Linked DNA regions of Homo sapiens: region 2 is linked to region 1. A link is an interaction called in ENCODE POLR2A ChIA-PET data of the cell type or tissue named here. Cell type or tissue: endothelial cell of umbilical vein. All regions are shown on one strand. Links, peaks and the distances in the headings refer to the core of each region. The heading gives the core; the rest is flanking DNA. Region 1 overlaps DGKI (diacylglycerol kinase iota). Region 2 overlaps DGKI (diacylglycerol kinase iota).

Region 1 (4,401 bases), core at 245-4,244:
CTAATTTTTGTATTTTTTGTAGAGAGGGTATTTTATCATGTTGCTCAGGCTAGTCTTGAACTCCTGAGCTCAAGCAATCCACCCACTTCAGCCTCCCAAAGTGCTGTGATTACAGGCATGAGCCACTGTGTCCAGACTCTTTTAAATACATCAATGCAAAAATCCTCAACAAAATATTATCAAACCCAACCCAGCAACATATAAAAAGGATTATACCTATGATCAAGGAGATTTTACCCTAGGAGTGCAAGGTTAGTTTAGCACAGTAAAATCAATCAATATAATATACCATATTAATAGACTAAGTGACCAAACCCACATGATCATCTCAATAGACATAGAAATAGCATTTTTGTAAAAACCCAACATCTGTCCATGATTAAAAACCACTCAACAAAACTAGGAATATAAGGGAACGTCCTCAACCTAATAAAGGACATCTATTTTTTTAAAAAAACTCACTGCCAACATCACACTTAATAGTAAAAGACTGAATGTTTTCTCTCTTAGATAAGGCAAAAAAGATGTCTTCTTTCATCACTTCTATTCAACACAGTACTGGTATATTCATACAATTGAATAATATCCAGCAATTACAAGGAAGGAAGGCCTGATACATCCGATAACATAGATGAACCTTGAAATTATTATGTTAAATGAAAGAAGACAGTCACAAAAACTTACATTTGCATAATTCCACTTATTTGAAATGCCCAGAATAGGCCAATATACAGATAGAAAGTAGATTAGTGTTTGCCAGGGACTGTGGGGAACGGGGAAGTGACTATTAATGGGTACACAATTTCTTCTGAGGATGATTAAAAGATTGCCAAGAAAGTAGTGATGATAGTCAAACTCTGTGAACACACTAAAATATACAAAAGTGTACACTTTAAAAGGATGAATTTTATGGTATATAAATTGTATCTCATAATGTCATTATTAACAAAACCAGTCCAACTCCTCATAAGAACATACTGAGAACAGTTATTCTGCCTAGAATTTACTCTTTTAAAAGTGATTATTTTGATATTATGGTTCATCCATTTTGGGCTGGATTGGTTAAGAAGTCAATCACATGCTTTCCTAAGGAAAACTGATCAAAATCTGCTTCTGATGTAAGCCAGCCAGCCTCATCTACCAATCAAAGGAATGCTTGAATGAAAGGATGATTAAATGAGAGATTAATTACAACATCTCCCATACAACTTAGATATTGTTTGCTGTCCCATTAGGTGCGTCCATTTTGAATCTTTAGCCAGCTTTTTAATTCAATGAGATTATGAACCATGTATTTGAAGCTTTTGAAATCTTCTTCTATAATGATTAGTTCTATGCTAACTTTAAGTATTTAATGGCATTAGAAATCACCTGATTCAGTTTTTCAGTACGGTTCTCTCTAGACAACTGTTAGAAATAAAACAGGAAGCAAATACCAGGGGTGGCAGGGATAGGAGGCATGGTTGCTTTAGGACAACCAGGACCTTTTAAGGAGAATGAGAAATCTCAGGTACCCAAGAGATTTGGGGATTCCAATTTCCCCCCTATAGAATATGGCAAGGTTGGAGTTGAGATTGTTGCTCAACAGAATTGGCAAATACCTACTACATCCTTAGAACAAACTGGAGTGATATACCAGCCAAATGGGTTCTCACTGGTTACAGGCAAGGAGTGTAATATGGTTTGGATGTTTGTCCCCACCCAAATATCCTGTTGAAATGTAATCCCCAGTGTTGGAGGTGGGGCCTGGTGGGAGGCGTTTGGGTCATGGGGGCAGATCCCTCATGGCTTGGTGCTGTCCTCAGGATAGTGAGTGAGTTCTCAAGAGATCTGGTTGTTTAAAACTGTGTGCTACCTCCCCCCAACTCTCAGTTTTGCTCCTTCTCCTGCCATGTGAGACACCTGCTCCCTCTTCGATTTCCGCCATGATTGGAAGCTTCCTCAGGCCTCACCAGAAGCAGATGCCAGGGCTATGCTTTCTGTACAGGCTACAGAACCATGAGCCCATTAAACATCTTTTTTTACAAATTACCTAGTCTCAGGTTTTCTTTACAGCAATGCAAGAACTGACTAACACAGAGTGAAATGTTTTAATGTTCATGTTTAACAGGTATAAAACTAGACCTAGAAAAGACTGGCAAAACAGAGATTCAGCTGAGTCAAATCTTGTTGATATTGAAGTCTATTCCTAGGTTGTGCACTTTGATATTTCAAGTATGACCTTAACATTTTCTGCCCCCACCCAATGCTCCATCCAATGCTCATGATGCCCAATTATGCATCTCCCAGTTGATCCTCAATAACTATATACTCAGTAAAGTTTGGTAGCTAAATAATCCACCATTCTGTAGAATAAGAATTTTGTAGAATTTGAAGCAAAGAATTTCAGCCTCACCTTAGACAATATTCATCCCAAAATGAATGTTGTTCAACAGTGATCTAAGTGCTGATGCCCTTTCTGTAGAACAAGTGTCAGCACTCTGCAATTTTTCATTCTGCAAAGTGTTTTGTTCTATACTGTCTAATACAATCTTGTACTTCTCTTCCTATCACTCTTATGCACTGATTTGTCATTTTCACTTCAGGAGCCTGGGAAACTTTTGATGAAGCATGACTCATGGCTCAGGAAGAGAAAAGAAGGAAGTACCAGCTGATGCTAAGAGGCTGGAAGGTCAAATATTATACTTTCTTGCTCCCTGGAGTTGGAAATGGGATCGGCTTTCCTGAATCTCATTAGCTACTAGAAAGAGAAAAAAAAGATCAAGGTTTCAAAAGGAAGGAGCAAGGGGAAATGGATTTCATAAAACAACTGTGTCCTTTACATCATTACATAGCTATAAAGTATAGTGCAAAAATAAACAACAAAAGCATTAGTTCATTAGATGTAGGACCAGAAAGCTTGGGACCCTCCAGTTTCTAACCATGTGATTTTGAAAAATTAAACATCAGGTTTCAGTCCTCAGTCTCACTCTCCACAGAATAAATAATAATTCGGAGTGACCTGATAGTAAGTGGCATTATCACTCTCTCTGCCATCTGCTGACAGTCCTATGAATCAGGATGGAGATCAGTCTCTTTTATGATGTATAAGATTCCATATCCTGAATGGGAAACAAGGGAGTGTGTTTATATGCACAGGCTTGCACCCACTGGGGGTGAGAGCTGGGGAGAGAGGATTAGTAAATGTTCTGGAAGAAATCAATATGGGTTTGTGGCTGGGAAAAGCATCCTCCAAAAGAATTGCAGCCCTCAGCTCTCTCTCCTTGGCAAAAGCTTCAACTTTAGCATGTGCCCCCCTGCCCCATCACTCAGTGGAAAACTTTATGCAAAAAAATGCATTTTTGGAAGACACGAGCACACACGTGTTCATAGCAGCACAATTGGCAATTGCAAAAATATAAAATGGGCCTAAATGCCCATCAACCAATGAGTGGATAAAGAAAATGTGGTATAATTACAGCATGGAATACTACTCAGCCACAAAAAGGAATGAAACAATGGCATTTGCAGCAACCCGGATGGAGCTGGAGGCCATTATTCTATGTGAAGTAACTCAGGATTGGAAAACCAAATACTGTATGTTCTCTAAGTGGAAGCTAAGCTATGAGGAGGCAAAGACATAAGGATAATATATGAACTTTGGGGACTCAGAGGGAAGGGTGGGAGGTGGATGAGGGATAAAAGACTACACATTGTGTACAGTGTACACTGCTTGGGTGACAGGTGCACCAAAATCTCAGAAATCGCTACTCAAGAATGTATCCATGTAACCTAAAACCACCTGTTCCCCAAAAACTATTAAAATGATTTTTAATATCTTTCTGGGAATTATTCTTTTCCAGCTGCAAATTTACTACATCATGTCCACTTATTGCTGACTTTCTTTGTTACAGCTGTTTTGCACCTCAAATCATAATAATCCTCTATTTGTGACATTATAATTATCACTAAGTAACCAATTGTAATGTCATAAATAGGGTTATGGCTTTATGAGGACATGAGACTTGCCCATTAATTTGCAGAAGGTCCTGACTAATAAAGGGATATTCTCCATCATGAGAAAAGTGAAAGATGGTTTGTGAAAAACTGAGATTTTCCAGAGTAAATTTCTTATTAGTGCCAAATTATAGAAGTGGCTTCCTCTCCTACCGGCCTCTCTCCTCGAACTTCTTCCCTTGCTGGGAAGCTGTTCATCTCTGAGTCAGAGAAAATCTAACACCTGGCTGTTCCAACTGCACATCTTACTCTGGCCTTTATTTAATTGAATTTTATTTAACTAATACCTACTGATGTTCATTAATACAATTCATGAAGCACTATGCCAAATGCTACAAAGACAAAAAAATTAGATGAGAAAAACTCTCAAGAAAATTATAGTTTAGGAGGTAAAATAAGACAAGC
Region 2 (4,401 bases), core at 322-4,321, 78 kb before region 1:
AAGTGTAAATATGTGTGTGTATGAATAGACTTACATAAAACAAATCATAGGATACCTTTTTGCATAACAACCTATCTTGGCAACCATTACCAGTCCATAAAGACTCACATCCTACTTTTTAACTGCTGTATTATATCCCATGGTTTGGACATCCTGTAATTCGGGAATTAATTTATCAGTTGTGCAAATTCAGGGAGGCCTCCACATTGTATTCTGTGTGAATGGCAGATCCTGGAGTTGTGCAAGGCCCTACACCACATTGTTTCTAATCCTACTACAAACAATCCTACAATGAATGTCTTTCTGTATAAAGGCTTGTGTGTCTGTACTAGTAACTAGTCTATCTGTAGAATAAAATCCTAGAAGAGAATTGATCAACTAATTGGTCCCTATAAATAACATCTTCTACCTGCCATCCTAAGCCAGAGATCTGGGAGTCATCCTCAATTTCTGTACACCTCCCACTTCTTCACCCCAAGTCACAAGGCCTGTTGATTTTACCTCAAACCTATACTATCTCTCCACTGCCTCTACCAATACCCTAGACCAGGTCATCATTACCCCTTTCTTGGACTATTGTGAGACCTTCCTAACGGTCTCCCTGCCCTCCACCTGCTTGCTTTCCAGCCCATCCTCTCATCCTCTACAGGGTCACCAATGTGACTGCTTAAAAAAGTAAATCTGTACACCTAACATTTTTGCTTAAAACCATTTAATGTTTCCCTTTGCCTAAGGTAAGTCCAAACTCAGCACAGCCTACCAGGCCTATACAATCTGGCCATTGCTTAATAACCAGGTTCAGCTCTTACCCTCTTATATGCCCAGTCTGTGCCCTGGTTACACTAAACCTGTCATGTCTTTCATGGAACTGGCAATGATCTGGCCCTTGGCACACATGGTTCCATTTGCCCAGAATGCTAACTTCTGCCTAATTCCAATCCTCCATCAAGCCAGCTAATACTCCATCCTCAGTCCTCAGCTTAGAAGTATAGCATAGTGAGCTCTTTCCCATCTTGCAAGATGGCGGGTGAAAAAGTTGAGAAGCCAGATACTAAAGAGAAGAAACCTGAAGCCAAGAAGGCTGATGCTGGTGGCAAGGTGAAAAAGGGTAACCTCAAGGCTAAAAAGCCCAAGAAGGGGAAGCCCCATTGCAGCCGCAACCCTGTCATTGTCAGAGGAATTGGCAGGTATTCCCGATCTGCTATGTATTCCAGAAAGGCCATGTACAAGAGGAAGTACTCAGCCGCTAAATCCAAGGTTGAAAAGAAAAAGAAGGAGAAGGTTCTTGCAACTGTTACAAAACCAGTTGGTGGTGACAAGAACGGCAGTACCCGGGTGGTTAAACTTCGCAAAATGCCTAGATATTATCCTACTGAAGATGTGCCTCGAAAGCTGTTGAGCCACAGCAAAAAACCCTTCAGTCAGCACGTGAGAAAACTGCGAGCCAGCATTACCCCCGGGACCATTCTGATCATCCTCACTGGACGCCACAGGGGCAAGAGGGTGGTTTTCCTGAAGCAGCTGGCTAGTGGCTTGTTACTTGTGACTGGACCTCTGGTCCTCAATCGAGTTCCTCTACGAAGAACACACCAGAAATTTGTCATTGCCACCTCAACCAAAATCGATATCAGCAATGTAAAAATCCCAAAACATCTTACTGATGCTTACTTCAAGAAGAAGAAGCTGCGGAAGCCCAGACACCAGGAAGGTGAGATCTTCGACACAGAAAAAGAGAAATATGAGATTACGGAGCAGTGCAAGATTGAGCAGAAAGCTGTGGACTCACAAATTTTACCAAAAATCAAAGCTATTCCTCAGCTCCAGGGCTACCTGTGATCTGTGGTTGCCCTGACGAATGGAATTTATCCTCACAAATTGGTGTTCTAAATGTCTTAAGAACTTAATTAAATAGTTGACTACGTTAAAAAAAAAAAAAAGTATAGCATAGTGAGTGGTGAAGTGCACAGGCTCTGGAAACAGACTACCATTTATTAGTTACCTATCCTGAGATAAATGAATCTACTTCTCTGTGCCTTATTTTCCCCATCTGTAAAATGGGACTAATTATATTATCAACCTCATAGATTTGTTGTGAGGATTAAATCAGTTAGAGTTCATAAAGCAGTAGATGGCTCATAGTAAGTGCTCAGAACCTGTTAGGTATGATGATGATGATGAAGTACCCTCCTCAGGGAGGCCTTCATGGAACCCTTAGACAAGGTTAGGTTCCTTTGCCATAGTAACTCTGTGTAATGAATGGGTCTAAAGGGTAGCTGAAGATGTACTGGTGATTAAAGCACTAAAGTGACTTTATTCATTCATTTGGTCATTCACTAATTTACCCAACACATTTATATGTGCAAACTCTGCTCCAGGCGCCATGCTAGACACTTGTGAGAACTGGGCAGACTCACTGTTGTTTCCAAGGCTGTCAAAATAAAAAGCCACGCAAATCAAAAACCAATTCCCTTGGTTACTGACGTTGCTATTCAGTCAGCTAGTATTTATGGAGCTAATAGTTACGCCTCATGTGCAGGAAGTCTTCTGGATGGTGGGCATAAAACAAAAAAGCCCAACAATGCCCCCGCTTGAGATAGCTTACTGCCTGGGAGACGAGTCAAACAACAAACAAATACACTCTTAGTATACAGTGAAATCATGACAGCAGTGATGAAGAACAAGATCAAGAGTAGGGCAAGGGATGCTGATTTTGATAAGGTATCATGATATCCCTTTTTTTTTTTTTTTTTTTTTTTTTTTTGAGACAGAGTCTTTCTCTGTCACCCAGGCTGGAGTACAATGGTGCAATCTTGGCTCACTGCAAACTCCGCCTCCTGGGCTCAAGTGATTCCCCTGCCTCAGCCTCCTGAGTAGCTGGGATTACAGGCACATATCACCATATCCAGCTAATTTTTTGTGTTTTAGTAGAGACGGGGTTTCACCATGTTGGCCAGGATAGTCTCGATCTCCTGACCTTGTGATCCGCCCACCTCGGCCTCCCAAAGTGCTGGGATTATAGGGGTGAGCCACTGCACCTGGCCCATGATTTCCTTTTGATAAGGTATCATGACATCCTCTGAGCAGACCCCTACATTAGGTAAGAGAGAGAGAGAGAGAGACAGTCAATTGAATATTTGGTAGAAGAACATTCCAGACAAAGGTAACTTGAAATGCAAAGTCCCTTAGATTTTTAGCTTGTTCAGGTAACAGCCAGAAAGTGGGTGAGGTTGGACCTCAGCAAGCGAGGGAGGAGGTGACAGGAGATAAGGCTGGAGAGGCATCTGGGGCCAGAGGCATTTATAGGCCATGGTGAGGACCTTGGATTTTCTAAGGGCAAAAAGAAACCAACATAAGTTTTTGAGCCAGGAAATGATATGAACATCTTTATGTTTTCAAGGGTCACATTCGCTGGTATGTGGAGAACATATCTGAATTAGTTTGAAAGGGGAGGGGTATAACTAGAGAAATCATTTAACAAGCTACTACAACAGTCCAGAAAGTGATGGCTTGGATTGGAGTGGTAACTGTGCTGGTGGTAAGAAGTGGTAAGATTCGAGGTATATCTTGAAAGCAGAGCCACTTGCTAATGGATTACTATTAATGAACTAATGATGAATTGTTGGTAAAAAAGAAAAGCCAAGGATGACTCAAGGTCCCAGGACAAATGGTGGTACATTTACTGAGATGGGGACATTGACAGAGGACCAAGTGTTTGGGATGTGATTGGAATTAGGCAGATGTGGTTTTGAACAAATTGAGTTTAAGATGCCTACAAGACTTCTAAGCAGAGATGTCAAGTAGGAGGTGTGGAGTGCAGGGGAGGCAAGCACTAGAGATGTACATTTGAACATCTGCAGCATATAAATGGTATATAAAGTTACAGGAACAGATGAAAGCCAAGTAGGGAGTAGCTGGGAATAAAGAAGAAAAGAAATGCTATACTCATACTGCACCCAGGGGCTCTCCAACAATTAGAAGTTGAGAAGGTAAGATCGTTTCTAGCAAAAAGACTAAAAAGAAGCAGCCAGTGATGGAGGAGGAAAAGCAGAGGAGAAAAGGGCAAAGCTCTTTATACAGAGGTGAGAAGGGGATGAGGTGGGGAGGGCGAGAAGGTTTGAAAAGGATTCCCTGAGGAACTCATCCCAGGTATTCTGTGGGTATTATCCCCCTTCTGCTCTTTAATACCACTCCCTCCCAAAGCCTGTGATTTCTCTTTCATACCTACTTCTTATGCTTCTTTCCTCCCTGCATTTTGAGTATCAAAATGTTGTCAACCTACGGGAGAAGTGATAAATCAGTGGAATCATCTGTAGCTTCAGAAGTCTACAGCTGAAGACATTTGAAATATATTCTTCTGGGCAGAGATACACCTGGGACCGCCTTGACAAAGGGTCAAAATAA

What was found. ChIA-PET counts read pairs that join two places held together with the same protein. Peaks named below come from ENCODE experiments on the same cell type or tissue, not always from the same donor. Only the 100,000 strongest peaks of a DNase experiment are listed, where the experiment ranks them.
Region 2: POLR2A ChIA-PET joins it to region 1 with 8 read pairs; 2 of 35 experiments call an interaction of 5 or more read pairs at or near these places.

The regions. Positions count from the first base shown.
Region 1 is chr7:137,798,583-137,802,983 of GRCh38, forward strand. The region is part of intron 1 of DGKI (diacylglycerol kinase iota); the gene reads right to left. Among named protein-coding and RNA genes, the nearest start is that of DGKI, 46 kb to the right of the region's middle. In endothelial cell of umbilical vein, for the core only: no CTCF peak of the experiment used is centred there; a DNase peak (open chromatin) is centred at 2,659; H3K27ac peaks cover 523 bases.
Region 2 is chr7:137,720,967-137,725,367 of GRCh38, forward strand. All of the region lies in intron 1 of DGKI (diacylglycerol kinase iota), which reads right to left. It also overlaps the pseudogene RPL6P19. Among named protein-coding and RNA genes, the nearest start is that of DGKI, 120 kb to the right of the region's middle. In endothelial cell of umbilical vein, for the core only: no CTCF peak of the experiment used is centred there; no DNase peak of the experiment used is centred there.